4 separate regions of the Homo sapiens genome follow, and regions 2, 3 and 4 are each linked to region 1. The links are chromatin loops, found by intact Hi-C in ENCODE. Cell type or tissue: Caco-2. All regions are shown on one strand.

The links. A loop is a pair of places that touch in the nucleus more often than their neighbours do. Peaks named below come from ENCODE experiments on the same cell type or tissue, not always from the same donor. Only the 100,000 strongest peaks of a DNase experiment are listed, where the experiment ranks them.
Region 2: it touches region 1 in a loop (2.9-fold over the local background); 3 of 110 quality-filtered maps call a loop at or near these places.
Region 3: it touches region 1 in a loop (5-fold over the local background); 27 of 110 quality-filtered maps call a loop at or near these places.
Region 4: it touches region 1 in a loop (9-fold over the local background); 2 of 110 quality-filtered maps call a loop at or near these places.

Annotation. Positions count from the first base shown.
Region 1 is chr11:103,918,933-103,926,932 of GRCh38, reverse strand. PDGFD (platelet derived growth factor D) reads left to right here. Exons shown (of 7, transcript NM_025208.5): 6 at 1-21. Among named protein-coding and RNA genes, the nearest start is that of PDGFDDN, 16 kb to the right of the region's middle. In Caco-2, no CTCF peak of the experiment used is centred here; DNase peaks (open chromatin) are centred at 3,222 and 4,088.
Region 2 is chr11:104,251,472-104,259,471 of GRCh38, reverse strand. It overlaps the pseudogene RNA5SP348. Among named protein-coding and RNA genes, the nearest start is that of PDGFD, 91 kb to the right of the region's middle. In Caco-2, CTCF peaks have their summits at 4,702 and 4,904 (motif pointing left); a DNase peak (open chromatin) is centred at 4,891.
Region 3 is chr11:103,678,044-103,686,043 of GRCh38, reverse strand. No RefSeq gene overlaps it. Among named protein-coding and RNA genes, the nearest start is that of MIR4693, 170 kb to the left of the region's middle. RefSeq lists an enhancer at 3,385-4,103. In Caco-2, CTCF peaks have their summits at 3,353 and 3,564 (motif pointing left); a DNase peak (open chromatin) is centred at 3,533.
Region 4 is chr11:103,801,133-103,809,132 of GRCh38, reverse strand. No RefSeq gene overlaps it. Among named protein-coding and RNA genes, the nearest start is that of MIR4693, 45 kb to the left of the region's middle. In Caco-2, no CTCF peak of the experiment used is centred here; a DNase peak (open chromatin) is centred at 3,962.

The sequences.
Region 1 (8,000 bases):
ACCGTGAAAAAGTATCATGAGGTATGTCATTCTTAGATTTCTTGTTGCAATGCTTAATCTATAGGATTCAGGAAGACAGGGCCATTGCATACAGTTGTTCAGGTTGTTCACTGCACAAGGGCACCCAGCCAGGGTTTGATTAGGAGCAGAAATTCTACCCACACTAGGTTTGCCAAGCCAAGTGTCCTGATGACAGGTTAATCCTATCCTGACGAAGGCACTGTTTTTTCTAATTTGAACAATACACCATGTGGATCAACATCAACATTGTTAGAATATATAATCAAATATGTGATACAGTAATTTCAGAGCTTGACCTACTTGCAGAAAGACAGAAAAAAAGAGAAATATGATGTTATTCATTTACAGGATATGACGGCACAATCTCATAAGCAAAACCTTAATTCAATTATATCATTTAATAAATTTGGCACAATAAAGATAGCAAAATATAAATTGTCAAAGATCTTTTTATTTTCTAAATATGAAGTATGTTTCAACCGGAAATGCTCAGTTTATTTTAACTATTATTAAGTGCTACTCAGGGAATCAGCTCTTGGATTATGCAAAAATAGACAAAAGTAAAAGAATATAGGAGGAACAAAAACTTAAAGAGCACAATAACCTTAATAATAGTAACAATGGCATTTATTGCTTGACAAAAACTATTGTAAGTAATCATTAGCTCATTTAGCACCCCATCAACAATATTGTAAAAATGTCACTATTTTTATTCTTTTTTTATAGGTGAGTAAACTGAGCCCTAAGAGGATCAGTAAGTTGGCCAGCATGGCCTGGTCAGTAAATCACAGAGCCAGGACTCCAACTCCAATCCACTGGTTCCAGGGTCTATGGTTTTTCTTATCACTAGTAATATATAGCACTTTATTGAGCATAAAAGATAGGCCGGGCGCAGTGGCTCACGCCTGTAATCCTAGCACTTTGGGAGGCCGAGGTGGGTGGATCACCTGAGGTCAGGAGTTCAAGAACAGCGTGGCCAACATGGCAAAACCCCGTCTCTACTAAAAATACAAAAATTAGCCAGGCGTGATGGCAGGCACCTGTAATCCCAGCTACTCAGGAGGCTGAGGCGGGAGAATCACTTGAACCCGGGAGGCGGAGGTTGCAGTGAGCTGAGATCGCGCCATTGCACTCCAGCCTGGGTAAAAGAAACTCCATCTCAAAAAAAAAATTACATATATATATATATATATATGTGTGTGTGTGTCTGTGTATATATATATATATATATACACAGACACACACACATAGAGAGAGAGAGAGAGAGTAGACTGAAGAGGAGTTAGAGCTCTTCCGTGACATAGGCAGCAGCTCTAATTACTTTATTATTGTGGAAACACATGCAAGTCACTAAAGTTTTGACTCAGTTTTCACATATTTAAATAGGACTGAAAAATTAATATATCAGATAACCCCTTCCAGAGTTGCTCTGAGGGTCAAATAAAATAATGCATATGAAATATATTTTGCAAGATGTTAAACATCATGCAGAAATATGTTTTAAAATATAAACTAAAATATGAAGCAAACATCATTGTTAGGAATTACTGTTTGAGTTGCTCTCCATCAGTGTCCACAGCAATCCCATTACTGGGTATATACCCAAATGATTATAGATCATTCTGCTATAAAGACACATGCACACATATGTTTATTGCAGCACTATTCACAATAGCAAAGACTTGGAACCAACCCAAATGCCCATCAGTGATAGACTGGATAAAGAAAATGTGGCACATATACACCATGGAATACTTTGCAGCCTTAAAAAAGGATGAGTTCACGTCCTTTGCAGAGACACGGATGAAGCTAGAAACCATCATTCTCAGCAAACTAACACAGGAACAGAAAACCAACCACCACATGTTCTCACTCATAAGTGAGAGTTGAACACAGGGACACAGGGAAGGGAACATCACACACTGGGGGCTGTCGGTGGGTTGGGGGTTGGGGGAGGGATAGCATTAGGAGAAATACCTAATGTAGGTGATGGGTTAAAGGGTGCAGCAAACCACCATGGCACGTGTATACCTACGTAACAAACCTGCACGTTCTGCACAAGTATCCCACAACTTAAAGTATAATAATAATTTTTAAAAAGTGTCCACCACAACAAAGGAATAGGTAGTTCTCTCTAAACAAAATCTCCAGCTTTGTAAAACTGTTTTTTGGAGGCTTTTGTGGTGGTGGTGGTGTTTTGGTTTTGATTTCTATTCTGAAAACAACACAAAAATCGTAGTAAGTTAGGAGGTAACTTCTGGATTAAGCAAAAATGAGTATGTAATAATTGATATTTTCAACTTGGAAAATGTAGGAAATTGTTCCACCATGACCATACTTACTTCAGACAGGGAAACACTATTTTAGCCCTACATGGAACATATTTTCTTAAGTCATAAGAATTGCTTGATCCACCCCACTGTTTTCAAAGGAAAAAAAATGTTCTCATATCTAGAGAATGCTATCATCTATGTTCATTGTGTTTTATTTTTGTATGAACTGATGAACTCTAGATTGGATGTTGTCCTTCACTTCTAAGAACCTGAATTTTATAACCTTTAATCATACCCCAAGGATAAATGCAGAATGCAGTAATCAGGTTATAGTTAAAATAATCTAGGAAGTGACAAGGTCTCTACCTAGTAGTAACTGTGAGGAAGAACATTCAAGGTCAGGACTTTGATGTATTTGTGGAGTGCTTTATTTTTATCTTGACTCTATGCTCAGATAGAATTTTTAGCTTGATTTAAAAAATTACTTATTGTGGGAAGAGCAGAGTGAACCATAGACCCCCAAAGACCCTTGCCTCCCAGCCAGTTAGTTTTGAAGAACACTGAAGGCCTGGCTACCCTCCTCCTCTTAGTTCCTTTCTTATCTCTCTACACAATAACCATTACTTGCAAATTTCTGTTCTCAGTTAATGTGTAGAGGGGAAAACTCTTGATCTCTTTGTTCAGTCGCATGAGTGGATTTGAAACATTGGCATCCTTTGAAACTGTATCTAAAGCATCTCTTTAAGACATGTGTCCTAATATTTTTACTTCTAGAACTCTGCAAAGCTCTATAAAATCACTCTGTCAAGTGCTGGATGAAAGGAAAAATAAACATCCATCACCAGCCAGTAACTGCTTACCTGGAACAAACACTCCTGTCATATGCCCCTGAGACTCCTGAAATACCTTTGAGATGTGTCACAATTATCACTGTCAAGTGCCCTGTGGGAAACAGCAAAAGGCTTATTCCATTTCCAGAAGTGGGGGTTGCTTGAGCCTAGTCTCATTAGGGAAAAATTCTAGTCCTTTATTCTGAATTCTGTGTCTGTATTCTTACCTCTGAGAAATGAGAAACCAGTTTCCCCAGCTCATGGTTGCAACTGATGAGATGTGAAATGAGTTTCTGTGAAAGATGAGCACCCTTAAGGGGGTAATGAGACCTTGTCACATAACAGGCTTGTGTGATTCTCCACAAATATTTCAGTGCTCAACCTTAAGGAATTTAAATCTGGGAAACTGGAAAGCTTCTAACGAAGCTAATATTGCTTTTTTCACAGGTCATATTAGTTGTCCTGTAGGGTTTTGAGCGGTTTTCACTGTGCAGTAAAATGTGACTGTCTTTATTATTTCTTGCTCTCAAAAGTTTGTAGGTACCCTGTTGAAGTATTTTTCCTCTTTCTAAACAATCATTCTATGCTTCTTGGAATATACTAGATATAGAGTAGGAAAAATACCTTTTCTTCCACCCTTCCTAGGTTCATGGCTGAGGCCACTATAACAAAAGACAGAATAACAAAGGAAAAGTGTACTCATTTATTGAATATGTTTTACGTGACACAGAGGCCTTGGTAAGGAAGACCCAAAAAAGTGGTTCAACCTGATAATTTTTTACAGTAAGTTTGATAAAGTGTGGATAGTTGTGGAGAAATATGATAGGGCAGAGTATGATCTAATGGTAATAAACTGGGGAAAATTAGCAAGGCCTGTTTGTTCAGATTCTTATTTGTTCTACCTTTGTCTTTGGAGATAAGGATTCTTAGGCCAGGAGCAGTGGCTCATGCCTGTAATCTCAGCACTTTGAGAGGCCAAGGTGGGATGATCCCTTGAGGCTATGAGTTCAAGATCAACCGGGTCAACATAGCGAGACCCCCCCATCTCTAAAAAAAAAATAAATAAATAATAAAAAAAAGGAATTATTTTTAAGTAGCCAAGTGTGGAGGATGTGTCTGTGGTCTGAGCTACTTGGGAGGCTGAGGCAGGAGAATTGCTTGAGCCCAGGAGTTCAAGGTTGCAGCAGAACATGATCATGCAACTGCACTCTAGCCTGGGTGACAGAGTAAGACCACATCTCAAACAAAAAGGCGGGGGGGAATTCTTCTTTCTTCTGGGTATAACAGGGGCACCTCTCGCATGAGGGTCTTATGACTTGCTACATGGGAAGGTCAGAAAATCCTAGGTTTTATGACTTCCTTCAGGATGGAGGGTGAGGGGAAGGTCAGAGTGATCTTTCTGCTTTTCTTGTTTTCTCAAATTCCTTCAGCTTAAAACATTTGGGAGTACAGTGTCCTGAACCCCATCATAGAATATAAAAGATAATTTGGGTAGTGATTTTTGTTAAAGGGAGGATTCCAGAAAAACGTATTGTGTAGACAATTAGAAGAAACTATTATTTCAGTTCTCTTCTCTTGATAGTGTATAATGAAGGAAGAGGATATTTCCTAAAAGTATAGTGACCTATTAAATTATTACTCAACTGTTTTTCATGATTTGGTGCCCTGGCTGTATCCATTTAGTCAACAGCCAAAAACATAGGAAGCATCAAAGAGATAAAGATAGATGTTAATTTCCTCTGTTCTTCCTCTCATAATTTTCTCAGGATGCTTGACCTAACCACCTGCACTGTCTAATAGATCTTCCTGTAGTGATAGGAATAACCTATATTTGCAATGTTCCATATGGTAGTCACTAGCAACATGTGGCTGTTGGGCACTTGAAATGTGTGTAGCACAAATAGAAACTAAATTTTTAATTTTATTTAGTTTTAACTAATTGAAATTTAAATTACCACACAAGGCCGTGACTACCTTGTTGAATGGCACAAGCCTATACCTATCTCTGATTCTGGCACATTTATAGCATCTAGAATCACTTAGACATCTAGACAAAATGAAAAAAAAATGACTTCTTCTTGTTCTAAGGTAGAATTTTGTATTAAACATTTGCATTTTATCACAGTTTAAGAGTTAGGAGATGTATTAATAAATTGGTACAGATTATCCTCAATGATGGTTAGATTTAGATTTTTTTTTTTTTTACTTTTCAGTGGGTTTATGGGGGGGTATTAATGCATTTTCAACTTAAAATATTTTTAACCTCCAATGGGTTTATCAGGATATAGCCCCATCATAAGTCAACGAGCATCTGTATTTATACATGAAATATGAGGTTAGAGTAATACACTGTTGACCTTCAGATTTGAGGTAAAAGAATAGTACTTTGTTTTTACATGTTTGAAACGTCTGTTATTGAAAAAAAAGTACCTAAATTTTCAAATTGAGACCAAAGAAACAGAAAATAAATTTCGCGCAAGGAGTTTTCCTTCTCTAGCAATAGGGAGGGAGTTTTTGGGTCATGATTATACCTAACCATAATAAAAGTCAAGAAAATCTCTTTTCTGTTATTTTTTTGGAAACCTCATAGCTAGAACTTGTGGAGTCTCTCTGCCTCTTGTCCTTTCTCCACCTTTAAGTGAAGCCTCATGGTCTGTGATGTTTTCCTACCAAGAGAGGGCAATAGAGCAGAAAACTTGCAGGACTAGAAAAGATGTGGGTTCTGGTTCCAGCTTTGCCACATGGAGGGGCAACTGAGGACCAGCCACTTAAAACTTCCCAGGGCCTCAGGTTTCCTCACTTAATCCCCATAATAACCTACAATTTTGAGTTCCCAGGCAAACCTGAAATTACATCATATTCATTATCTGTTGTTACACTTTATCCTGCCCCCAAAATCTTAATGAAATTGTGTAAGGAATAAAAACAAATTGGTGGTTGAAATGCTAGGTAAATGCAAAAAGAATAAAGATATGATCCAGAACAGTAAATGTTTATAGACTGCTTATAAAAAAGTTAATTCACTCATCTTGACAATGGCAATGATAACACATGTGCTTCTTACCACCTGGGGATACTGGGTGAATGAAGGCATCTGAAGACTATAAAGTACAAGACAGATGTGGGTGGAATTAGATGAGAGCCTGGTCTGGCTTTCTCAGTTCTGATTACATTTCTTCCCTGATGACTCACTTACAAGTTAGTGAACTCCTTGTTTAAGTATTACAAACTGCACACCTTCTCCCTTCTCAATCTAGCTTCACATCAGGCCTTCCTGCCAAAGCGGCAAACTTGCCACATGGGGCAAGGTACTCCCCAAGCAGACAAGGCCCATCTGTGTCATGAGTGATACCCAATGCTAATGCCATGCTCTGAAATGTAGTGCCCACCCAGGCTTTCCATTATGTTTTCTGCAATTGGTAGGCTGAACATGTAGTCAATAATCCTCTAAGGTGCTGTCAAAATCATTTAACTATTTAGTTCTGTAAAGTTAAAACTGCAACTGAGTACACCTCATAGTAACCCTAGAGTCTCACAGAACGCATCTATTTGAAGTAAATATGCACAGATATCATGATTGCATTTTCAAAATTCATGAGCATGTTATAAACTCCCACTATAACCCAGCTTTTTGTCACCTTCAAGCTTAACTTCTTAATATAACACTGTTGAGCTGTTTGTCATTTATGTCTTTTTAACTGAGTACTGTGTCTTGGGACTTGATATCAGTCCTTCTGTTACAATGCCAGCCACTGCTGTGATTATTGCCTGCAGGTTGAGTAATTACTCAGGGAGGAAATAATATGTTATCCCTTCTCAAGATATTTTTGCTTGTAGTCACTTAGGTTTCAGAATAATTCACTAGCATCCCTTAAAAATATTGACTCTGTGTACATTTTTTATAAAGGCTATAAGCATGAAAGAGATCAAAAGAGAAGCTTTTTTTTTTCCTTGAGAAACTGTGTGTGCTGAAAACAGCCTGGTTTAGAAGTTAGGAAGAGACCGGGCGCAGTGGCTCATGCCTGTAATCCCAGCATTTTGGGAGGCTGAGGCAGGCAGATCACCTGAGGTCAGGAGTTCAAGACCAGCCTGGCCAACGTGGGGAAACCCCATCTCTACTAAAAATACAAAAATTAGCCAGGCGTGGTGGCACGTGCCTGTAGTCCCAGCTACTTGGGAGGCTGAGGCAGGAGAATCACTTGAACCCGGGAGGTGGAGGTTGCAGTGACCCGGGATCACACCATTGCACTCTAGCCTGGGCAAGAAGACTGAAACTCCATCTCAAAAAAAAAAAAAAAAAAAAAAAGGAAGAATCTTAAACTCTTAATGATTTGGGTTTATATAATGCATTTGTCCTGAAATACGTACTTGTGTTCCTAAGTCAGCCATTAATTTGAGAACTGTTACAAGGCCTTAACAGCCTTTTTTTATATTCTCAATAAACAAGAACCAGACTCAGCAGATAGCTTTTCTGCCTGGTATTGTTTTATTAGTGTAAATAGCTTTATGGTGAAGATTTATTCAGACGTTTATTGGCAACAAGGTGAGTAACTGTAGTTAAATATCTTTTGTGATGAGGTAATTTGCAAAACTGAGCATCTTTGATTTTGTATGGTGGTATGAAACCCACCAATTGGCTCAGTCACACTCCATTTAGTAGACGTCAAGTTTCCCTGGCTTTGTGTGGTTTTCCAGAGTGGAGAGGAGTCAAGATCCCCATTTGCACCCATAGGTGTTAAGAAATGCTGGTTGCCCGCCAGTGGATTTGTTATTTCTGGTTGTGTGCTTCCAGCTGTGAATCATAGCTCAGAAAATAAGAAAGTGTTGTGTGAGGGTACCTATTAACAAGTGCCCTTCAGCTCCTATAATTAATTCA
Region 2 (8,000 bases), 330 kb before region 1:
TCATTATTGGCTTTCATTCAGTTTCCTTATCTGGGAAGCATCATCCAAATATTCCCAAGTGAAAAGGAAGACTCAAGTTGACAGTGGACACTAGTTCATGACAGCATGCCCGTATGATGAGTGATTTCCTAAAAAGAAAAATACAAAACAAAAAAAAAAACAGTGATGGAATATGCACTGGAATTCTCTTTGGAATATTGCCCACCACCTTTTCTCTGCTGTACAGGCCAATCTTTTACTACCTCCACAACAGAGACCCATTTAAGGAAACTGGAAACATGGACCAAAAGAAACTTATGCCACATTTTAATCGAGTAAATGTTACACACACACACACACACACACACACACACACACACAGAGAGAGAGAGAGAGAGAATGAATGAGAGTGAGAGAGCGCTCACTGGTCTAGGGTAAGTCCTTAGAACAGAGCTACCTCTAGTTAACCCATAGACTTTACTTTTACTCATAGAGTTAGCTAACAGGGCAAACTCCAGGAAACTCAAATATTTTAAACAATGCAATAGTTTACTCTGTTATCTATTCCCAACAATTAGTGTCACTATACTGACCTGAAGATAATTGGCTGTAATTTCATGTCTCCCATCATAATCAGGGATGTTTCTTTGATCTGTATAAAGGTATACTGTCAGTCATAATTCCAGGGCCACATCAAGTACCCCATAGGACACCATGTTCATCATGTTCAGAATGATTGGGAAGGAATTTTTGGTGTTTTCTCTAAATTATCTGAAGCCTGGATGATGAAGGACAAACTATATTGAGTAAAACACTGATTCATCGCTCTGCATCCACTGAGGTTGCATTTTCAAGCACTTTCAAGATATAATTAGCAATGAGTTTGCCCACGAGGCATTTTTTTCTTTAATTTCTGGCAAGTGTCCTCTGGGTAAGGTGACCATGCTATTACTTGAACTCAATTTCCTGATGAATGCCCTCTGCTGTAACGTTTCTGAGAATCAGACATCAGCTCATAAGGTGCCCAGCTACCTGGGGGGATAGTGGGATCTTTTGGACATACTGGATTATTTTACATTCGGAGCCACTCCCTCACTCTGTGTGTGTGTGTGTGTGTGTGTGTGTGTGTGTGTGTGTGTGTGTGTTTTCTTAGTTGAAAGGTTGAAAGAGCATGAGAAAAAGACAGAGAATGTTCTCCAAACAATCCAACTATTTAAAAAATAAAGTTGCCCAGGCGGACACAAACTGCTCTCCGGAGTCAGAAAAAAAAAAAAAAAGTGATTTGAGCACAAAGCTTACTTCTCCCTCTGCAGACAGCTCCTTTCTAAATCCAGTATTATATCTCCCACTGGAATTCTTGCATTAGCCATTTTCACATCAAAATATTTATTACCAAGCACCTTCTGTCCCTGAACATACCCGTATCACTCCTATCTTAAAAATATCTTCCTAGAAATTGCAAATGATGCAATATTTTGCTCTGTCCCCCTACATTTCATGCCCAGAATTATTAAAAGATCATGCTCTTCTCCCAGCCTTTGATTCCTCACCATCCAATTAAAACATAATCCCTTGCAGTCTGGTTTCCACCTCCACAATTGCTAAAACTGCATTTTCAAATATCAGGGAATGAAACAGCTGGTCCTATGTCTCAACACAAATCCCTCTCCTCCCTCATCTTCATTAACTTCGCACTGTCCATGCCTCCTACTCCAAGACTACTGATCTCGCTGTCCTTTCCAGCTCTGCTGCCCCCTCTGTATCTCTAAATATATTCATTCTCAAAGTTTGATGATTGCCCTTCTCCTCTTTTTTACAGTTTTCATTTGACAGTTTCACAGCCTATGGGGATTGTAGTCAATTCCTTCGTACTAAAGACTCCTAAATCCATTCCTCTAGCCTTACCCCTCCCCAAACCCCGGATAGACATTTTCAGCTCCCTGAAACAATCTCTACAACGGGTATTTCCAATGAAATGTGAGCAAAAATATCACATCAACTCCTCTCTCTCAGTCTCCTCCTCGGCTCCTCAAATAGATGTTTTTTGTTTTGTTTTGTTTTTTGACTTCTGGTTAATGAAGTTTAGTTTGCTCTTAATTATGCAGCTCAAAATATTGCAGGTAAATCTCAGGGATTTTGCTTCTCATGTGTCTATTGGAGGGTCTCTTCAGCCCCACTGTTACACACACATGCACACACACCCATCAGACCCCTCAACTCACACCTAGGGCACTCTCTCAATGCTCCAATATAGTGACACCATTACTTGATTGCCTTTCTGAAAGAGTAGATCTAGCCATGTTTGTACACCTGTTCACAAACTCCTCAATCCGTATTTTGACTCCAAGTCACCTATATGTCTTTGTCTTATCTTCCTGATACCTACTGTAAGTTTCAAATAAAGTGTACCAATTTCTATTCCTTGAATATGGCCTAGATATCTCTTCTTTAATCCCTTTGTTTAATTCTGTTTATTCTGCCTATAATTTTATCCAAACTCCACCTATCGGAGCGTATTCACCCATCAAGGTCCATCTCAAAGGCCATAAGCTCCCTGAAGCTTTTCCTGATTTCTGCACAGTCATTATGCCTTCTCTCAGCTCTCTGTGCCTTTTTGCTTCCACTATCTTAAGCATATTGGTATTTTTTTAATTTGTCACTTGTTTTTGTTTGACTTTCTTCAATCTACAAATAACTTTTCATAAATTGCCTCATCTTCATTTAGTGTAAAGGATATAGGAGTGGAGTCATGAAGAACTGTGTTTTAATATCTTCTTCCCCACCTAGTGGTTGTGTGAATAAGTTGAGATGAGAAAATCCTCCGTAAAGTGGAGCACCCAGATCAAATTCAGGTTTCATGGATCTTCATACAGTTCTGATTCCATCCCACCCCAATGCTACATCTCACTCCCTCTCCCTACTGCAGAGTCTATCACAGAAGCATGCAATACAATAGAAACCCACCGGAATTTAAAGTGAAAACAAAAATTGATTTCAATGTTGGAAAGCAGATACCTTAAATGAAGCTCTGTAAACATCCCTTTGCAGTTAGACAGGCTTGAGAACTTGGGATATGCTACTAGATAGTTTGTATAGTCTCCTTGTCCCATTTAAAATTCATTTTAAAATATATTTAAATATGAATATTGTTCAACCAAGACTACACTTTCTACACAGAGTCCTATCCCATTCCCATCTCCCGCTCACTCTGGTTTACACCCAACCTCCTTTAGCCATTTAAATTATCTGCAATGCCGCCAAAACTCCGTATAGGTTTTTAATCTTTGGTCTGTGTCTATATTTAAGGAAAAGAAAAAAATCAAGAAGAGTTCCAGAATACTAATTAAGTAAAATAAAATCTTCAATTAGTTAAAAAGAGAGAAATAAACAAGAATCACAGTTTCAAATAATTTTTCCATTCCTTAGAAGACAAAATTTGAGAACTCAAAAATATTAGTGTTCAAGCCTCAGTGGCCCCTTGTTCATAAAGAACTTTCTTTCTTCCTCATTTATACTCTAATAATGCTTTGTATGTCTCTTTAAGAGGAAAAAATATCACCTAACCTCTGAGCTTCAGTTTCCTTATCTATAAGTAATTTTAGTAATTTTACCTACCTTACTGGATTTTCAAGACTAAAGGAGATATGTAAATAAAATGCTTAGCATAATGGCTGACACATACTTGAAGGAGTTGTGTATTACTTAAAAGTCTACTTTTCTTGCTTTTCCAATAGACAACAAACTCCTTGAGCACAAAGTCTTTTTTATGAGCTTGTTATACTGCTCAGTACCTAGCACTGTCTCTTGCACATAATATGTTCTCCATGAACAGTTTTTTATTTATTAATTAACTCGTGGGGATGAGGAGGAAATAATACGTCAGAAATATGTAGAGAGTTTCTGAAAATTCATAGGCTAATTCCCAACCCCAGATATGATGGTTCAGTCAGTCTGGGTTAAAATTTGGACACATTTGTTAATGCAGATATTCCTCAGATGATAATTACAACTATCATTGTTTGAGAACTATTGGTCTAAGTCAACTGGTCTGATTCTCAAGCAAAACCATCTTTGATTCTAATCCATATATCTCTACTTCTTACCTCATTCCGTTCGTTTTTGGGTCTTTATACCATACCTCACTCTTAATTGGATTCTGCATGCAATGATCAAATAACCTGCTGTTCATTTACATTTGGATTATTGTTTGCACAGATTACACATTGGTGTATCACCTTTTGGATTGTTCTCTGCATGTTGGGTCCAATGATATATTTTTTTTATCTATAGTGTAGCATCCCTACCATAGTAAGTGCTCTTGGGGATGTAACTAATTACTTCTCACATTACTCCCTGGCAACACAACAAAATAACTTATGCCTAAGGATACATCCATGAGGCACACTTCTCCAAGAACAGCCAAGAGCATATTCTATTAAATCTCATTGAATATCAGAGATTAAAATTACTTTTTAAAAACTTATTGATGATTCCATGTAACCTAATTATTTCCTAAGAGTATTAACCAAGAGATAGAAGTTAAACAATGTTTAATATAAAGAAATATTTACAATATAAGTGAATTACCTACTGGGGTGGGGGGAATAGCATTCAGAACTCTGAAGAACAGGAAAGCAAGAAATAAAGGGAGCAGTCGCACCTCGAGGACCAAAGCAGAGTGTTCAATGAAGTCGCCAATCTGGAAGAGCCCAGACATTGTTGGAAAGGATGTAGGTGTAGGCCTTGGATGACAGGGACTTCTGTGGAGGTGCTGCGTGGTGGACCTCGCTGGAATCTATCCTCCCGGGTCTGAGAAGTCTTCCACTGGAAGGTGCCAGCCTGCCCTCCGGGAGTCAGCTAGTAATGAGCACACCCCAAACCAGGAAGAGCCCCTCTCTCCTCCAGTGTCCTTCCAGCGCCCTCTATTGGTGAAGCCGGACAATGAAGGGTGACTATGGAGCTGAGAGGCCTGGGCTGTTACTGATGCACTAAGCAACTGAAATTCCGAATGTACTTATGTACTTGCTTGAGATTAAAGACTGAGTTAGTGACAGAGCAGGGACAAAAACTGCTCCCAGTCCGAAAACCCTTTGCATTATATCATTGTGGTTAGATAATCCTGGAGTTGATTTTGAAGAAGAGAGGGGCTGGGAAACATTCCAGGAAGAGTGCCTCATATGTTCCAAGCTCTTACAATCTCAATATAGCCTTCATAATAGGTCTTATTCTTTTTTAACTCTTTGTTGTTGTATAGACAATGCAATTGAAACTCAGAGAAGTGAAGTCACTTGATGGTCATATAGGAAATATGTGACAGTCAGGATTTGCTCTCTGGTCTGACCTCAAAGTTCATAATCTTTTGATTATACTGCATTACAGAAAAAAGTGCACTAGACTGTGATGGGAAAAAACATTGAATTTATGTTTTTAGTTGTGACAGATTACTTTTGCACTTTAGTCATCCAGTTCAAATGAGTTAATTAGTTTTTCAGGTCTCTGAATGAGAGAAAACAACATCGCAGTCCACAAAGGCATGGCAAAGCAGTGTTAAAAATGTGGAAGCACATCAAATACAAAATCCATAGAATTATATGAAGAAATAGGTTTTTCAGCAAGTGAAGTATCTTAGTTTATCATGAACCAAATTGTCTAATTTGCATCTGTGACTTTTTTAAAACATTATAGCTCGCAGTGAATAATTAATTGATTTTAAGTCAGTTTGGTTCAGTTGGAGGCTACTCTAACTTAGCATGAATATAAAAATATACACATTTTAAATAATACATTTGCAAGAAATAACTGGTTCCAAAAACCTCTACCTAGTATTGAATAATTCTGGCAAGATACTTTGATATTGTTTTTTATTGAGACAGAAATTATTTCCAACATAGGTAAAAGAAAGTTTATGTGTTATTGGTCAAAAGCTGCCATTGAACTTATTGCTCTAAGTATTTTTTCATAATTTAAAATTGATAATGTAGGCATTGGTTATTTCAGTAAAATGGGTTATCAAAGGCTTAGTTTGACTAGAAGGTTAAAAGGAGCTAAAATCTAGAACTTGCTGTTAGTCGTATACCAAATGCTAAGCACTCCTTTGCAAATGCAGGGACCAGGTAGTAACCATAGTTTCCATTGTAAAGCCTGGACATAGACTGACAGCATCAAAACTTATCATTTGTATCATCTGTGAAGACAGCACCATCACAAAACTAAACCACATGGGTTTCAAATTACTTCAGCAAGGCACATGGTAGTAGTGGATTGTGTATCTTAAACTATCTCTGAGATTTACTTTACACATACATGTAAAGGACCTTGGCCTATTAAATAAGACTATTTCTTAAAATAGAGTGACAGTCCCAATTCTCTTCAAATTTCTGAGTACTCAAATACAAGAAGACAAAAATACACTCATGCTTTAAGGTACTGAAGATGCCTAGAATCCCATCAAGCTCTCAGTGAGGACCAGCTCTCATTGATTTCTCTCTCTTTCTCTGAATTCTCAAACTAAAATTACAGTACTTAAATTATGCAATTTTATATTGCTTGCTACAATTTATTTTGTCTCACCCATGCATTCAAAATCAGAACATAAAAGATAAAATACTTTTTAGTCTGTATATCCCTACAACTGTCTTGAACCCAGAGAAGGCTCTCAATAAATATCAGTAATGTGTCGTTTGCCTCTTTTAGGGGATGAGAGTATATGTGTACTCACAGACTACAATTATAAGTCACTATATGTGTTCATTCATTTATTTTATAACTCATATTAATTTATGGCACCTGCCCTAATGGAGCTGTATGCTGACAGATTATGGTAAGTGTGATGAAAAAGTCGAAGTTTCCCATCCAAGTACTAACCAGGCCCAACCCTGCTTAGCTTCCGAGATCAAACGAGATCGGGTGCAAGCCCGCATCGCCAAGTCAATCCTAAGCCAAAAGAACAAAGCTGGAGGCATCACACTACCTGACTTCAAACTATACTACAAGGCTACAGTAACCAAAACAGCATGGTACTGGTACCAAAACAGAGATATAGATCAATGGAACAGAACAGAGCCCTCAGAAATAACGCCGCATATCTACAACTATCTGATCTTTGACAAACCTGAGAAAAACAAGCAATGCGGAAAGGATTCCCTATTTAATAAATGGTGCTGGGAAAACTGGCTAGCCATATGTAGAAAGCTGAAACTGGATCCCTTCCTTACACCTTATACAAAAATCAATTCAAGATGGATTAAAGACTTAAACGTTAGACCTAAAACCATAAAAACCCTAGAAGAAAACCTAGGCATTACCATTCAGGACATAGGCATGGGCAAGGACTTCATGTCTAAAACACCAAAAGCAATGGCAACAAAAGCCAAAATTGACAAATGGGATCTAATTCAACTAAATAGCTTCTGCACAGCAAAAGAAACTACCATCAGAGTGAACAGGCAACCCACAAAATGGGAGAAAATCTTCGCAACCTACTCATCTGACAAAGGGCTAATATCCAGAATCTACAATGAACTCAAACAAATTTACAAGAAAAAAACAAACAACCCCATCAAAAAGTGGGTGAAGGGCATGAACATACACTTCTCAAAAGAAGACATTTATGCAGCCAAAAAACACATGAAAAAATGCTCACCATCGCTGGCCATCAGAGAAATGCAAATCAAAACCACAATGAGATATCATCTCACACCAGTTAGAATGGCAATCATTAAAAAGTCAGGAAACAACAGGTGCTGGAGAGGATGTGGAGAAATAGGAACACTTTTACACTATTGGTGAGGCTGTAAACTAGTTCAACCATTGTGGAAGTCAGTGTGGCGATTCCTCAGGGATCTAGAACTAGAAATACCATTTGACCCAGCCATCCCATTACTGGGTATATACCCAAAGGACTATAAATCATGCTGCTATAAAGACACATGCACACGTATGTTTATTGTGGCACTATTCACAATAGCAAAGACTTGGAACCAACCCAAATGTCCAACAATGATAGACTGGATTAAGAAAAT
Region 3 (8,000 bases), 240 kb after region 1:
GAACAGAAGTGGTAAAAGTGGGCCTCCTTATATTGTTCCAGTTCTCAGGGGGAATGCTTTCAACTTTTCCCCATTCAGTATAATGTGAGTTTGTCATAGATGGCTTTTATTATCTTAAGGTGTGTCCCTTCTATGTTGATTTTACTGAGGGTTTTACTCATAAAGAGATTTGGATTTTGCCAATTCTTTTTCTGCATCTATTGAGATGATTGTGTGATTTTTGTTTTCAAATCTGTTTATGTGGTGTATCACATTTATTGACTTGCATATGTTAAACCATCCCTGCATGCCTGGCATGAAACCCACTTGATCATGGTGGATTATCTTTTTGAGATGCCGTTGGATTCAGTTAGCTAGTATTTTGTTGAGGATTTTTGCATCTATGCTCATCAGGGATTTTGGTCTGTAGTTTTCTCTTTTGGTTATGTCCTTTCCTAGTTTGGGTATTAGAATGATACTTGCTTCATAACTATCCTCTTTATTCTGCATTTCCTGGGTTTTTTCTCGTTATCATATATTTGTTTCATTATTTCTTAATGATCCAAATTCTCACCCCTGGAATATAAGCTCCTTGAAAGCAGGGACTTGATTTATGCACTGCTGTTTCTTACTACTTAAAACAGCACTTCCCCTATAATGGCATTCAGTAAGTATTTGTTGAACTAATTCCCTGAGAGCCCATGTAAGACAGTGAAAGACTTTCTCTGTCTCTGTGAAATTCCAGATTTTCCCAGAAGGGAAACAGGAATTTCAGAGCATGCAGAGCCCAGAGTACTATCAGAGAAAGTGGAGGAGCTGGCTCTCAGACGTTCTTTCATCCATGTAACCCTCTAATGCTTTAAGAATTGCACTGTTATAGGGTTAACTCCGTGGGGTCATCTCTTTTGGAAAATCTTAGTTAGGGAAGTCAGATGTGTATGATAGCTAAAATAGTTGTTAACTCCTAAATACCTATAACATTACAGGTACTGAATAGGATTTTATACAACAATCCTAAAACATAAGTAATATTATCCCTATCTTATAAATGAACAAATAGACAATGCCAGAAATGGAACTAAATTACTCAAGGTCACAAAGTGAGAAAGAGGCAAATTTAAGGGTTTGGGTTTAGATTCTCTCAAAAGCAGATCCTTAGTTTAGGTTCTCTCAAAAGCAGACCCTGCATCAAAGATTTGAGTACAAGCAGGTTTTTGAGGAGGAGAACCCAGGCAGTACTATGAAGAAGCAGAGAGGAGAGGCTGGGAAGGAAGGAAAGCCAAAGAAGGGGATTTAATGTGTAAGTAACTGGGGCTGCAACCCAGTAGGAACTGCTGAGAAAGTGTGTGGAGCACACCTCAGAACTGTCCCCCACATGGACGAGGAAGCGAGGCAGTTATCCACCAAAAACGACCCTCGTTGGTCAGGAATTCCTTCTGTAGTTTTAACTTTTCCACGCTTCTGACCTGTCCCACTTGTGGACTAAGACACTAGATGTCCATCAAATTCCCTGAAGCAGAAAGACACAGGAAACATTTCAGCCTGAAAGGGAACTGACCAGAGGTGACCTCCAGGATGGACTGAGGGAATGCAGACAGGGCAGCGAACGTGTCTGCCACACATGCAGGTGGTCCGAGAGGAAAATCCACTGCTGTCAGCATGTTATTACACCACTCGTCTAATTATCTCCACTTCAGACCTCAAATTTATGCAGGATTTGTAGACTCACCTATTTCCCACATCCTACAACCCAGCTAGTCTTCTTGATGGGTTATTTTTATGTACATAGTTTTATTCACTCATTGGTTCAGCAAATATTTGTGAAGCCTCTTATTTGTGTCCATTCAAGGGATAGGAACTCAATGATGAATAGAGCAGTTTTGTCCTCGAGAATTCTGCTCGCAGGTTATAGAAGAGACATAAGTAGGCCAACAATTTTGATAAAGTTTGGGGAGACTATGAGATGGAAATGGGTAGAAAGGGAAGCAATGGTAAACATTTGTCACAACCCATTGAATTTCACGTTAAAAATGGTCTTTTGTTGTATGTGAATCATACCTCAATACAGCTGATACGTATATTTTAAAGGTTAGGGATAAAGGAAATAAGCAATTAGGTCTTATCACCGCTATTCTAATGTAACATGTTACAACCCAGGAAACATAGAACACAGTTGCAATTTTGAGGCTAAACAGTGGACACTAAGAAAAAAGTTTCTAAAGCTCTAGTGTATATCTGAGTCACCAGAAAGCCTTGTGAAAACACCAATAGCTGAGCCCTGCCACCAGAATTTGTGATTCAGTAGGTTAGGGGTGAGATCCGAGAATTCACAGTTTTGATGGAGTCTCCAGTGATGCTGATACTCTTGTTCACAGTCCCACACCTCTAGAAATAACATATGACTGTACTAAGGAAATGTGTTCAAATCATAGTATGATATAGACTGAAGAATGCAACATTTTCCCATAAATAATAAGTGAATTGTAAATTTACACTGCAGCCCAAGACTGCTGGGGTGCTGGTCTGTTTCTTAATGTAGGTGGTGGTTATATGGGTGTGTTCACTTTATGAAATTTCAGAGATGTACACTCATGATTTGTACACATTTCAATATGTATCAAAATTGAACAAAAAGTTTAAATAAAAAAGAAAAAAAAAGGAATGTATGGTTCATTTCCATCCCAGTAGCCCCCTTAATGAAGTGCTTTTCGAGACATATGTATGCTTTATTTAGGGCTTCTTTAACCTAATATAAAAAGAAATCAACTTTCATGAACTTTCACTGAAAATATTGAGCCATATATCTTTGCCTCTAACACTATCATAGGATCCTAGAACATGTGACGTTCTCAATGGTTTGCAGATGAAGGAGAAACAGAAAACGAGCTAAAACACATTTGTTTTAGACTCTCAGAGGAGTAGGAGGAGGGAGATTAGTGTTTTCTAATGGAAAAATACAGCCCCAAAGGAGCAGCCACTTGCATCTTGAACATTAAAAAGCAATCACAAACAGTGCTTCATGCAGCCACTGAGCAGTTTCTGGAGAATTGAACTGAATTTCCTCCTCTCACATTTCTTTTAAGAGGTGCTTTGCCATGAGAGTATTTCCAAGAATTGGAGAGTCACAATAGTTACAAATACCACTGGCCTGAAGAATTCTTGGCACTTGAGGAGCTGTAGGGATTTATACATTAGTTGAGCACAGAGTTGGTGTGTGAGGCTGCATGCTACCAAGACAGGAACATCCATCGGGTTTCAATGGCACCTTTAAATCACCCAGCACTGTGGGGCAACAGGCAGGACAACTGTCTGCATTCTGCTTCCTATGCAATTGTTTAGTCATGAGATGGCATGTTCTCTCCTTTTGCATTAAACAGCAGCTCCACTGAGGTTATAATAATCGTAGTGAACGTTTGTACCATGTGGTGCCACTAAAAAGCCTCTTTGCATGTTGTGCCTTCTACTGACCAGAGTTTCTGTGAGCCCAGCTCCTTCCGTGCTTCTTGCTCTGGGTGCACTGCCTGAGATTAGCACTCAGCTTTGTCTGGCAGTGGTAATTAGTGTGATGTGCTGTGATCACCCCCTGGTGTTGAGTCTGTGCAATAACAATAACATCTGACCTTGGTGTCAACTTCAAAGCAAATCGGCAAAAGCTAAAAGGTGGCTTGATCGACCTGGACTGCTGCGCATTAGAGTTTCAAAAGATAACATTACCACATAAATAGCCTGCCAGGGATGGAGGAGGGGTGAAAAGAGGCTCCGAGGTAAGAGGGTTTTTCTATAGGAATGTTCTACAATCATTTCAGCATTACACAGCAACTCTGTTGGTGGAGATTATAATAATCACACTGAACATTTGTATGGTGCAATGCCATTAGAAAGGCTCTTTCCGTGTTACAGTCATTTCCCACGATTTGGTGGTCTAAATATAAAGAACCACCAAATGCTTAGTGCTCAGTACTGTGCTACTCGTGCTGAAAAGGACACATGTGAGCGCATGACGGGTGGTATCTTCCAGGCTGCCTGCTGGAGCATCTGGTGGGGTGGTCACAGTCCTAATGACTGTGTGTGCCTCTCAGGCCTCACTCACGCTGCTGAAAAGATTGATTGAGAGGAATTAATCCCATCTAAAAAATAAACTTGAGGCCATTTACTAAACGTCACTAGGTCATACATCTGTCTATATGTCAAGTTAAAGGTTTGGGTAGAAAATTAGCACCAGGGTCTAGGCCTAGTTTTAACCACCAGTTTCCCCTCACTTGAGTACTGGGAGTTGCCTTAGCTAGGAATGTCTTGGTAATGTCTTCATCCTGGTATTATTCCAGAATCTCTTTGCCATACTGGTTTTAGGTCTTGATTCAAGTTTTTTTTGTCTATTTCTTACATTAATGTGGCTGTTTGCTGAGATTCTTAATACTCAAATTGTAAAGAGTCTCTGGTTGCTTCTAGCCTGAAATAAACAGAGCTGAAAAGGTAATTTCTGTTTTCCACTGTTACTCTTATCATCTCTGTTTCTAATTCCAATTGCGCAAAGACTCACAGCACAGAAAGTACAAAATGTGGAACTCCTAACTAGAACTACCAGATTTTCCCTGAGGGATGGGACCCACCCAGCTGAGAGCATGGACATAGTTGATTGGCTACACCTTCAGAGTCGAGGACCAGACCTGGGGGTTTGGAGAGGTCATCTATCTATTCATTTATACACACACACATGTAAACGTATATACATACACATACCCATGCACACATGATGTACATATGTGTATCACCTCAAGATGCTGTGTGAGGATTACATGGCAATACCTATAAACCACTTAGAATGATATTGGACACATAGTAAACCTGAATAAATGTCAGCTATTATTATTTATTCTTTATATATCAGTTCACATGTCATTTCCTCCTGGAAGCCTCCTCTGATCCTTGGCTAAGTTTAGCTTCCTTTATTGTGTGTTCTTTGAAGACGTCTGCCTTTCTTTTAAAGCATTGATATAATCTGAAACTTAGATCTGTAGTTTCACAGATGTCTCCTCACTCTACATTGCCAGCTCTGTTTTTTCCTATGACTGTATCTCTGGAGCCCAAACTCTGTTAGGTGGCCAGTAAATACTTGTCAGTTATTTTAGCTGAATGAATCTCTGAATCCCACTGAAAGTCTCCTGCTTAGCAGGGAATGAGGAAAGGGAAGGAAAGACATCTCTAACTAGAGGCTGAGAAGAAAACACAGTCTAGACTCAAACACTCTTCCTCTCTGGTTATTTTCAGCTTTCTAATCTGCAGCAGCTAAGCTTAAGAGCTGCTACCTCAGGACTAAAAACTTATAGCAGGGCATGGTGGCATGCACTTGTAGTCCCAGCTGCTTGGGAGGCTGAGCAAAGAGTACTACTTGAGCCCAGGAGTTTGATCAGTGAGCTATGATCGCACCATTGCACTCCAGCCTGGACAGCAGAACAAAACCTTTTCTCTAAAAATAAGTAAATAATAATTTTTAAGTGCCTTGCTTGGGGGTTGTGAGATCATTATTATTCAATTGCTTGGGGTTCAGTACACATGAGCCACAAATGTCCTCCAAAAACCCAGGCTCTGGGGCAGCCTGACCTTGAAGATGTAGGATAAGACTAAAATTGTCCATCCAATGTGTGGGTGTGGTTTTTGGGGTCCCTTTTCACACTCATATCATCTCTTTTAACCATAAGCAATAATTGTCTTCTCTCCAAAGATCAGATCAAGTGCTCAGTTGGTTCTTCCTCCCTGTGTCCCCCAAACCATCCAGGAGCAGGGGCTTGAAAGATTTACAACACTTTACACTACTTCAACAGCTATTTTAGGTGAGTTTTGGCTCTGGACTTTTAATTGCATTCCTTCATTCATACAGAATGGCCCAGCTTAGGTGTGAAAATTGCCTCTAAATGTGATTGGTATTGATGAAATTCCTATTTGGAATAAATAATACATAGACTACACAGGGAAAGGGATGATAGATAAAACAAATTCAGGCTAAAGCATGAAGACTCTCAGTTTCCTCTGAGCTATCTATACACTGCCCAAAAAGTTCCCCATGGGAAACCACTTATGGTCTTATAGGGAACGAGGACAAATTCTGAGGCCTTTGTAGCACCAGAGCATAGCCCTGAGATGAAAGAATCTGAGTGCTTTTAGTCATCCATGACTAGAAAGGAACTGGGACATAGTAGGTACCAATAAATATTTGATTAATTAATGAAAGTCCTTTAGACTAAAATCTCGTATATATTTGCTGTATGCTGATATACATTTTACAGTGAGATAATCATCTTCATCTTCATAACATGTATGAAATGATTGCTCTGCGTCCTGAGCTAGGCCTGCACACATCAACCAATTTAATTTTTGCAACAGTTCTATGACATAGGTGCTGTTAGTATCCTCATCTTACAGGTGAACAGATCAAGGCTCACAAAAATTAAGTCACTGGCCCAGGCTTGCACTAGCACTAGTAAGACTCAGATCTATGCGATTCCAAAGCCCAGGTTTTTGACTACTCTAACATAAGTAGCCTATGAATTAAGGAAACTCCCATAAAACATTAGGGTTCATAACTTAATAAATATGATCTTATTGCTGAATTTGTATTTCCCTTCATAATGCTCAAATTGACATTTTTTTAAAGATAAGGCTGGGCACGGTAGCTCATGCCTGTAATCCCAGCACTTTGGGAGGCCAAGGTGGGTGGATCACGAGATCAGGAGTTCTAGACAAGCCTGGCCAATATGGTGAAACCCCTTCTCTACTAAAAAAGATACAAAAATTAGCCGGGCATGGTGGCACACGCCTGTAGTCCCAGCTACTCGGGAGGCTGAGGCAGAAGAATCGCTTGAACTCAGGAGGCAGAGGTTGCAGTGAGCCGAGATTGCGCCACTGCACTCCAGTGGCACTCCAGCCTGGGCGACAGAGCAAGACTCTGTCTCAAAAAAAATAAAAAAAAAAATAAGGCTTTTCCAGTTAGTGGTTATTATTCCCTCTTAAAATTAGCAGGGTGATTTTAGAAATTATAATCAACCATCATTCTTTGCTTCTAACATAAAGAAGCATCTTTACATCTAGAGAGTAAAACATGAGAGGATGTACTAAGGTCTCTGTCAATTCTATCTTCACATGCTCAGCATCATCCCGTTTTCTATTAAATGTCCTTTGAGAGAAGTCACCTGCATAATTACCATAGGACCCCTGTCAACACTGAAAAGGATAAAACTCATTGTCTGGAACTTCTATGGCAGAGAGAGACAAATTATTATGACATTATGAATAACAGTGTCATTATTTGATCTGTGGCAAATTAAAAAACACAGGACAAAGTAACATAATTTAGAAAATCAAAGGTGCTGGAACCAGCATACAATACAAACTTTCCAAATCTAAGAATATGAGGGAGGTGCTAAAAAGGAGATCCCTGCTATAAATGGGCATGGGAAACTTTGGGGATAACGGATGTGTAGTGATGGTGCAATGATTTAATGGATGTGTCTATGTCTCAAAAGTTAGCAAATTGTATACTTTACAGCAAATATGTATGGTTTACTGTATGTTAACTACACCTCAATAAAATTATATGTTTAAAAAATCATATGAAATCAATCTCAGTTGGCTGAAGTTTTTGAAGCCATATATTAGAGAGATATATTTAAACCAATTAAGATAGCCCATGTATAACTCCATACTGGCATAGAACTTCACAGAATATGTTCAAATACTTTTTAAATTTTATTTCGCACCAATCCTGTACACTGGAAAATGAAACTTGGAAAAAATAAGTTACTAATTGAAGGTCCCGAACAAAGATGTTAGGTCATCTGACTGCAAATCTAATGTTCTCTTCTTTATATAAAAGCAGACTCCTCTGCTACTATGGCCTTCTTTTCAACAGCAATGCTTTTAAAAGCATAATTTTTTGTCAACATAACCCTGGTCAGAGTAAGACCCATAGCTTAACTTCACTATATTTGTACCATTGTAATTTCCAAATGGAGTTATTTACCTTG
Region 4 (8,000 bases), 120 kb after region 1:
CAAGTATTAGGCTATTTTATTGGCAACTTTTTTATAAAGCAAAGTTAGCTTCAGCTTAATCTCTTAGCAAATTAATGAAGGTTTTTTCCTTTAAGAGATTCTAAAGCTACTGGTGTTACAATTAGGTTCTATTACTAATTTTTAAAGAAGAGAAGAATTTCTCTGTTCATAATTCCAATATCCAATTACAATAAATTATGCAAAAAGACTGTTGCTACTTTGGAAGAAACTGTGAGGAACATCTGCCACCCTAAGCGCCAAGAGGTCTGACTATGATATAACATCTTAGGGTTCAATTTCATTTGAAAGTCTTAATTCTGTCTAAGTATACCACTGTGCATTACACTGTGTGTAATGTCAGAATTAAGACTTTAAATGTTAGAAGGAAGGAAGAGAAGGAGGAAAGGAGGGATAGAAGGAAGACAGAATCTCCATGATTAGAGTTTGGTTTGGAAGCCTAGTTTCTTTCTGAAAAAGGTCAATCACCATGGACTGGCTCAACCCTGAAAAGTTTCCAAAGTTAGGCTGATGTGCTCTGTTGAAATTCACCCAAGAATTGTACACCTTATTGCTGAGAAGTCACACCAGATGTCCTGTCCAAGGACTAATAACGCTTATTCCTGTAGGCTACATCCATATGTGAGGAAACAGAAGAGAGCATTTCAGAGCTAGTTAGTCAACTTTAAGTTATGCTCAGTGCACTGTATCGGGAATACAAAAGCATTTTCCAGATGGCATCATAAAGTTAGTTCATTTTTGCAAAGCACCATCTCATTTTTGAGAAATAGCCGCTTGTTTTTCATTCCCCTTGGTTGTTTCAGAATTGCTTTTTCTTGCCATAAATGCAATACTTAAACTAGAGGGCTGGTTAGAATATTTGCTGTATATTATAAAAACTGCCTAACAGACTATGAGTGTTCAAATATGAATTGACAAGGAGATTGATAATACATGGTCTTAACCACTGGCCAGGCCATCAAGGAGACAAAGAGCCAGATGGATATTGGGATTCTACTTTCACTGTTAATGATATAACCTTGGGTAATTCACTTAATTACACTGTGTTTCAGTGTCTACATATGCATGAGAGCTATTCTAACTCTCAGAAATTCCTTTGTGAGTCATCTAAGAACCACCTATTATTTGAGTTGTTTCTCTACCTACTTATCTATGTGAACTCTCTACTGTAGCCAAATTATCCCACTCACTTTCTTCCAAATACTCTGTATGCAACTCCAAATTTGTGTCCTTCATCAAGCTCTTTTCTTGGCCTAGAATGCTCTTTCTCTTCTCTGTCTAGCCAAATCCTGCCGTCTTTTGAGGCATCAATCAACTGTCCTTCTCAGTAAGGATATTCATGTATCTGTGCTACTCTATAAAGGGATTTACACATGTAATCACATTTAGTCATTAGAACAGCTTTATAAAGTAACTATTATTGTGCTCATTTTACAGAAGAGAGTATGGTACTTGAATAAAATGCTATACTGTCCCAAGGTCCAAAGGCGCCGTCAGGACTTAGATTAGAGCTCAGATTTCTTGGTTGCTGAAACCTGAATTCCTTCCACTACTCCACTCAGTCTCCTAGGGATATTTTCGTGTCATTTGTTGCAATTATTGTTATTATTGTTATTTTATACTCTTTTAATGCAAAGGCTCATGTCTCCTTACAGAAATAGTAAATGCCTTGAAAAAAGGAATACTATCTTTGTATTTCCTACACCAGAATGTAAACTCCACAGGGGCTGAGAATTTGACTTGGTTATTCACTGCTCCTACTTCAGTATGTAGAACAGTCCCAGACATAGTAGACACACAATAAATACTTACTGAATAAATTTCACTATGTCTCTTATGGCATCTGGGTTTGCATATAAACATTCCCAATAAATACTTGTTCTTCTGGCACAATAAGATTGTCCCCTCATAAAGATTTCTAGATTAAAATCTTCTTAGATATAAAAAAAAACACTTTTTCTTTATAGCTTTCCACGTCTGTTGTCCCTCTTCTGCTACTAATCTTGTCTTCTCAACCATGACTATTGTCAAATCATTCACCGAATATTTACATTACTCTTGGTTTTTCATGCTGACACCAAACATTGTCACATTTGACTCTAAATAATACAGAATGAGAATCACATCCTGAGTATTTATCCTCAATAAAAATCTGCTTACTAGATATTATTTATTGAGCAGTAATTATTTCCACACTAAGCACTTCATTTATATTAATTCTTATATAAGGACAAATATTCTGAACCCCATTTTACAAGTTAGAAAAATGATGCTCAGAGAAATTAAGCAACTTGCTGAGGACCACATAGATAATAAAATGATGAGCTAGAATTAAAGCCGGGGCTTCAAACCACTGAATTCTACTACATCCAAGTGGCTTGTGATGTTCCGGGAGAAGAGGCTAATATCCTTGCCAGCTGGCATGGCCAAATTAGACAAGTCCTGACAGTCAAGTCAGATATTGTGAATTATGAGACTGCATTTTTGAGGGCTGACTATTGGGAAAACTTCAGAATTATCAATGGCCCCACAAATATCAATTGTTTCTGTTCGTTTTCTTGACTTAATCTCAAAATTATTAAACATTCAACTAAAATTCCAGTTCCAAGTGATGCTATTTAGTTAGTGAGAATAGCTTCTATTCATTAGTGGAAGAAAGTCATTAATATGTAACATTATTATCTCTAACTTTACCCTAGTAAAGGCCAGTTGGTATTTATTAACATTTGGAATACAGATATTTTGCTAAGCTTACTTAACAAGACTGCATCAGTTAATGTTGACGTTAGTTTCGGTTTGGCACTGAGTCACAGCTCTTTGTTATTTCAAGGAGTAAGAATAAGTGAACTAGTAGTGTTTCAGTGAATATTAAAATGTGAAAAGCAAAACACAGTGAAAAACATGACTTCTAAGTATTTGCAATAACTCATAGTTTTTTTTTATAATTTTGGAGATGGTGAGAGTCTAGTTGTCCTTCTGTCTTCTAAAATAAACTGTATTTGGAACTTTGGCTTAAGCCTATTTTTAATTCATTTTGGTAAGTACTACTACAAGCTTTATCAGTACAAGTGCCTTTCAAAACACAACATAATCAGACAAACAGAATGTTATAGGTTGCAAATAAAAGAATTTAGATACTGTTTCTTTCTGTGCTACCTACCATATCCAACACTGGATAAATTGCTCAGAAAACAAATGTTAGTGTATTCAGCTTTAAGTCAAGGTTAATGCATAACTCAAAGAATTTTAAAGGGATCTATAAACCCACAAAGTGCTTAGAATTCTTTCAATCAAATCACATTGTAAACATTGGGTAAAGGACTGAGAGACTGTCATATGCTACTATTTTCTGTATTTTGACTTCTGTGTATATGGTAATAGGTGCACAGCAAGCAGTGAATTTAATTCATAATACCTGTTATGTAGTTCAATCCCAGAAAATAGAGGGAAAAAACTGGAGTGTAGCTTAGGAAATAGTATTGTTGTTGAGGCTCTTAGGAAACAGTATTATTGTTGAGGCTCTGTTGTGATATTAGGAAATCAGTAGCCTTTCACACACTCGAGCAAGGAAGCTGACTGTTAGTGTAGGACTCCAAAGTCTCTTGATCTACAGGCTTTAAATCATTGCTTAGGAAAAAAAAATAAACAATATATTCTTGTACTAGCAAATCAGGAATTAATGATAAATTATTTAGATGACTGCAAATTGCCTGTGGTTTTCACCTTGAGTATATGCACTACAAGCAGATGACTGGGTTTTTGTTGTTGTTGTTGTTGTTGTTTCTGAGACGGAGTCTTGCTCTGTCACCCAGGCTGGAGTGCAGTGGCGCGATCTCGGCTCACTGCAACCTCTGCCTCCCAGGTTCAAGCAATTCTCTTGCCCCACCCTCCCAAGTAGCTGGGATTACAGGCATGTGCCACCACGCCTGGCTAATTTTTGTATTTTTACTAGAGACGGGGTTTCACCATATTGGCCAGGCTGATTTCAAATTCCTGACCTCGTGATCTTCCCGCCTCGGCCTCCCAAAGTGCTGAGATTAGAGGCATGAGCCTGAGCCACCGTGCCCGGCCCAGGTGATTGTTTTCAGAGGATGTTTGGAGTTCTTTATTAGCAGACAGGATGCATTCATTAAGTATTCACTAAACGTGTATTGAACACCTACTATGTGTTCAGCTCTGTAGAGAGTGCTGAGATGAGTCATATATGGTCCCTACCTTTAAGGAACTCATCATCTAATGGAAGAGAGAGATATATCGACTGCCAACTGCAGGATGCATCCCAATATCATTCTTTCTCAGAGAGACCACACACGGAAGAAATAATGTGGGAAACATGGAAATATACTCAAAAGTCAGACAGAAGGAGGGTTATAGAATTAAAACCTATTAAATAATAATAACATTTAGAAAATACAGAATTGGATATATGGGAATCTTGTTGCAGAAGGAGGGGAAGCAAAGAGTTGGACTGAGGTTAGAGATAATGAGGGAACATGATGTGGCCAATGAGAGAAGCAGGGAGAGTTGTGGAGGAGAAAGTGTAGTGTAGTTGTGGAGGAGAAAGTGTAGTGGGGAGAAAGTGTACTAGACAAAGCAGGCCTCCGCTCCTGAAAGAAGCCAGTGACAGCAGAACACAGAGTCTCCCACCCATATGAACCTCTGGGAGAGCCAGCAGAAACCTCAATCTTTTCCCCAAGGGGTCACAGGACGAGTGGCTACAGGAAAGGCCATGGCCAATGCTTATAGCCTTGCTTACTCTTCCTCATTTTGCCTTCATATGGCCTTGATCTGGCCTATCTAGTGGGGTGATACGTGACAGAAATACCACAAAAAACATGAAATGTATCCTCTGTTTGCTTTAATCCTACAACAGTCTCTGCACTTAGCTAAGAGACATAAGGATGACTTTGTCCCATGGTGGAGTGGCGAGGATACTCCAAACTCCAAAACTGTATATTCTTAATTGTAAGTTCAAAAGCTTTGATCTAAGTGGGAGTTATAAGGATTTGGAATAAAATATTACAGAAGCTGGTTACTTCCTCTTCCTACCAATGCTATAATGTTTTAGTTTGAGTCTGCTGCTGGGATAGGGAGGAGTTATTTAATCTGGCTGAGTTTAAATTTTAAATGACTGAGAAAACACTGAGTAGTGTATCACCCTAGAGAAGTCTGCAGAAATAGAATTCAAGGTAGAAATTAAGTCCAATTTTAGAAAAACAGAGAGAGCAACATTTTTGCGCACAAGAATTTGTGAGTTGGGAAAGTTGCCTCCCCCAAACCTACTTTCATAATTTATAAAGATATTTCCTTTTAAACTAACTTCTGGGGATTTGTGTGTGAAAAAAATTACTGCATTATAGGTGTTAAAAAGTGCTTTAGGAGCCCTGTATGATTTGACTTGAACTTTTCTTTCTATAAATTCTTATTTGCTAAAGCTTAAAGGCCCTCACCAGAGTTATTTTTCTTTGGCTTTGTAATAATTTGCATCTGAATCTTGATTCCTTGCCCTGTGAAACACCGTGATTTGGGGAATTAATGGTGTTCTGAATAATATATTTAGGATGCCCAGGTAGGCTTAAATAGGAATCCTATCTGGATAGTCACACTGGGTTCTCTCCAGGAGGTAGGCATACCTGGGAACTCTTGAGAAGGGTGGACCAACTGTCTGTTTCCATGGGGAATTATCTACATCAACACTCCTGAGAAAGAACTTATCCTAAAGGAAAAGAATACAGATTAACAAGATGTCTCTCTGGACTCACGTCTGAGTCACAAGATTAGGGACTGCAATCAAGAGTGGAAAAAATCTTGAAGAATTGACTCACTAAAGCTTCCGTCAGACATTGACAGCTCAATGGAGCATTGCTTTGCAGCCCCTGTAATGGTAATCATATGAAAGCATTTGCCCCACCCCAGGGTGACCGTGGGAACCTGGAGAAGTTAAGAAATGAATGTAATAGACTGAACTGCAAGCTGTGGCAGTCTGGGTCTGGAAGGAGAAGAAGCTGTAGAAGATATTTTCCTTCAGTAGCTTCTCCACAGCCATGGTGGGAGATGGCAGAAACAGCCAGCATCACTTCTGGGAGGTGGACCACAGAAGAGAAAAAGAAACAACAGACCCAATAGGGTAGGTAAAGGATGCCCTCCTTCACTCAGGAGAAACAGTTCTTTCCTTCTCAGTCTCCTCTGAGAGGAATTTGAAGAGATAGAGTTGGGGGTTGAGAATAGGCTGGAGTGGCTATAGAGTGAGTGGGGACAAAGTCAAGGAACTTCTGTGTGTGTGTGTGTGTGTGTGTGTGTGTGTGTGTGTGTGTGTTTGCATGTCTGTTTATTGTCACTGTAAATCTATTGTTTACCCCTAAGATCTGGCCTGGTTAAACAACAACAACAAAGGTCTGCTTCAGTTTTTGGGAGGACCTTCTAAGTAGATTTCTGAATTAGGCCTCTCTTCAATTGTCTGGGGTCCCTTTCACATGAAGACTTTTCTGAAGTGGTCCTAACTCCATCACTTAAAGTGCTGTTCTAGCTTACAGGTCCACCAACGGAGGACCTAGATGGTTAGTTGTGATTTCTGAGGGGAGTGGTGGTGGTCATTATTGTCATTTTCCAGATGATGGGTAATCAATGTAGACAAAGGCTCTCCCTGGCAAAGTGACAAGAGTATAAGGAATCAGGAGGTGTTAATTAGCCTTTCGTGGCTCAGCTTCTTCATCTGTGAAACTGAGGTGATTCTTACAGTGTAGTGTGCAACAGAATCATCTGCAGAACTAAAAACAAAAAGAGCAGCTACTTGAGCTTCATAAATACCAAGTTAGAATAACTGCAGGTGAATTTCAAAAGAGCTCCATAGGCATGTCCACCCCACTGGTTAAGGACCACTGAACCATATTTTTCTCCAGGTTCCCTTTCACCTTTGAAATGCTATTGTTCCTCATAAATTTGTATATAATGTTTGTGGAAGATTAAATAGGCACAGTACATATTAAAATTTGTGAGACTTTTAACTTTTTTTAAATAGAAATTTATCCCAAAGAAATTAGGTAATGCACACAAACATGTGTAGTCCAGAATAATTATTCTTGATTATGAAAGCAAACCATTGAGACAACACCAACAATTAACAATAAGATCTTATTTATGAGATAAATTGTGGTATATCCCTAAAACAAGTTACAATTAGTCAATGAAAATTTAATTTTAAGAGACTAATTAATGATATGGAAAATGTTCATAATATATTTGTAAAATAAAAGCAAATTAAAAAATATATGCAAGTGTGGTTGTATATGGTTATAAGTGTGTGAAAATTTATGCTGAATGAAAGATGCTAGACACAAAAGAGTATACATGGTGTGACTCCACTTATGTAAAACTCTAAAAATGACAAATCCAATCTATAGTGGAAAAAAGAACAGTGGTTGCCTGAAACAAAGTAGACATTAGAACTGGACACAAGGCAACTTTTCGAAGTGATGGGAATGCTTTTTATTTTGGTCCTGATGGTGGTTACATGGGCATATAATTTGAAAACTTAAAGTGGGTACATTGTATGGTCTGAAAATTATTCTTCAATTAAAAATATATTTTCTTTCAACTATGTAAAAATGAATATCTAGAAAATTTTTTTGTATAAATACCTAAATTCTAAGCTGCTAAAACAAGTAAACTACTGAAACAAAATGAGGTGAACACTATTCCTTCCATTTTTTACAACTATATGTGCCTGTGCTTTTAAAAAAATACTGGACATATGTAAATATAAATACAAATGGTGGTTATTATGTTTGATGGTGGAATTAGAATTTTTATTATACTTTTCTATGGCTTTTTTTCAAAATTTCTAAAATGAACATGTTATAATTTTTACTAGAAGAAAATAATCATTTTTAAATGTCTGTTTAGAAGATGTTAAGCTGAACACAAAAGCACTGGAAGAACAGATGAACCAAGAGTTTCATTGTTAAGTTATTCTTATCTCTAAT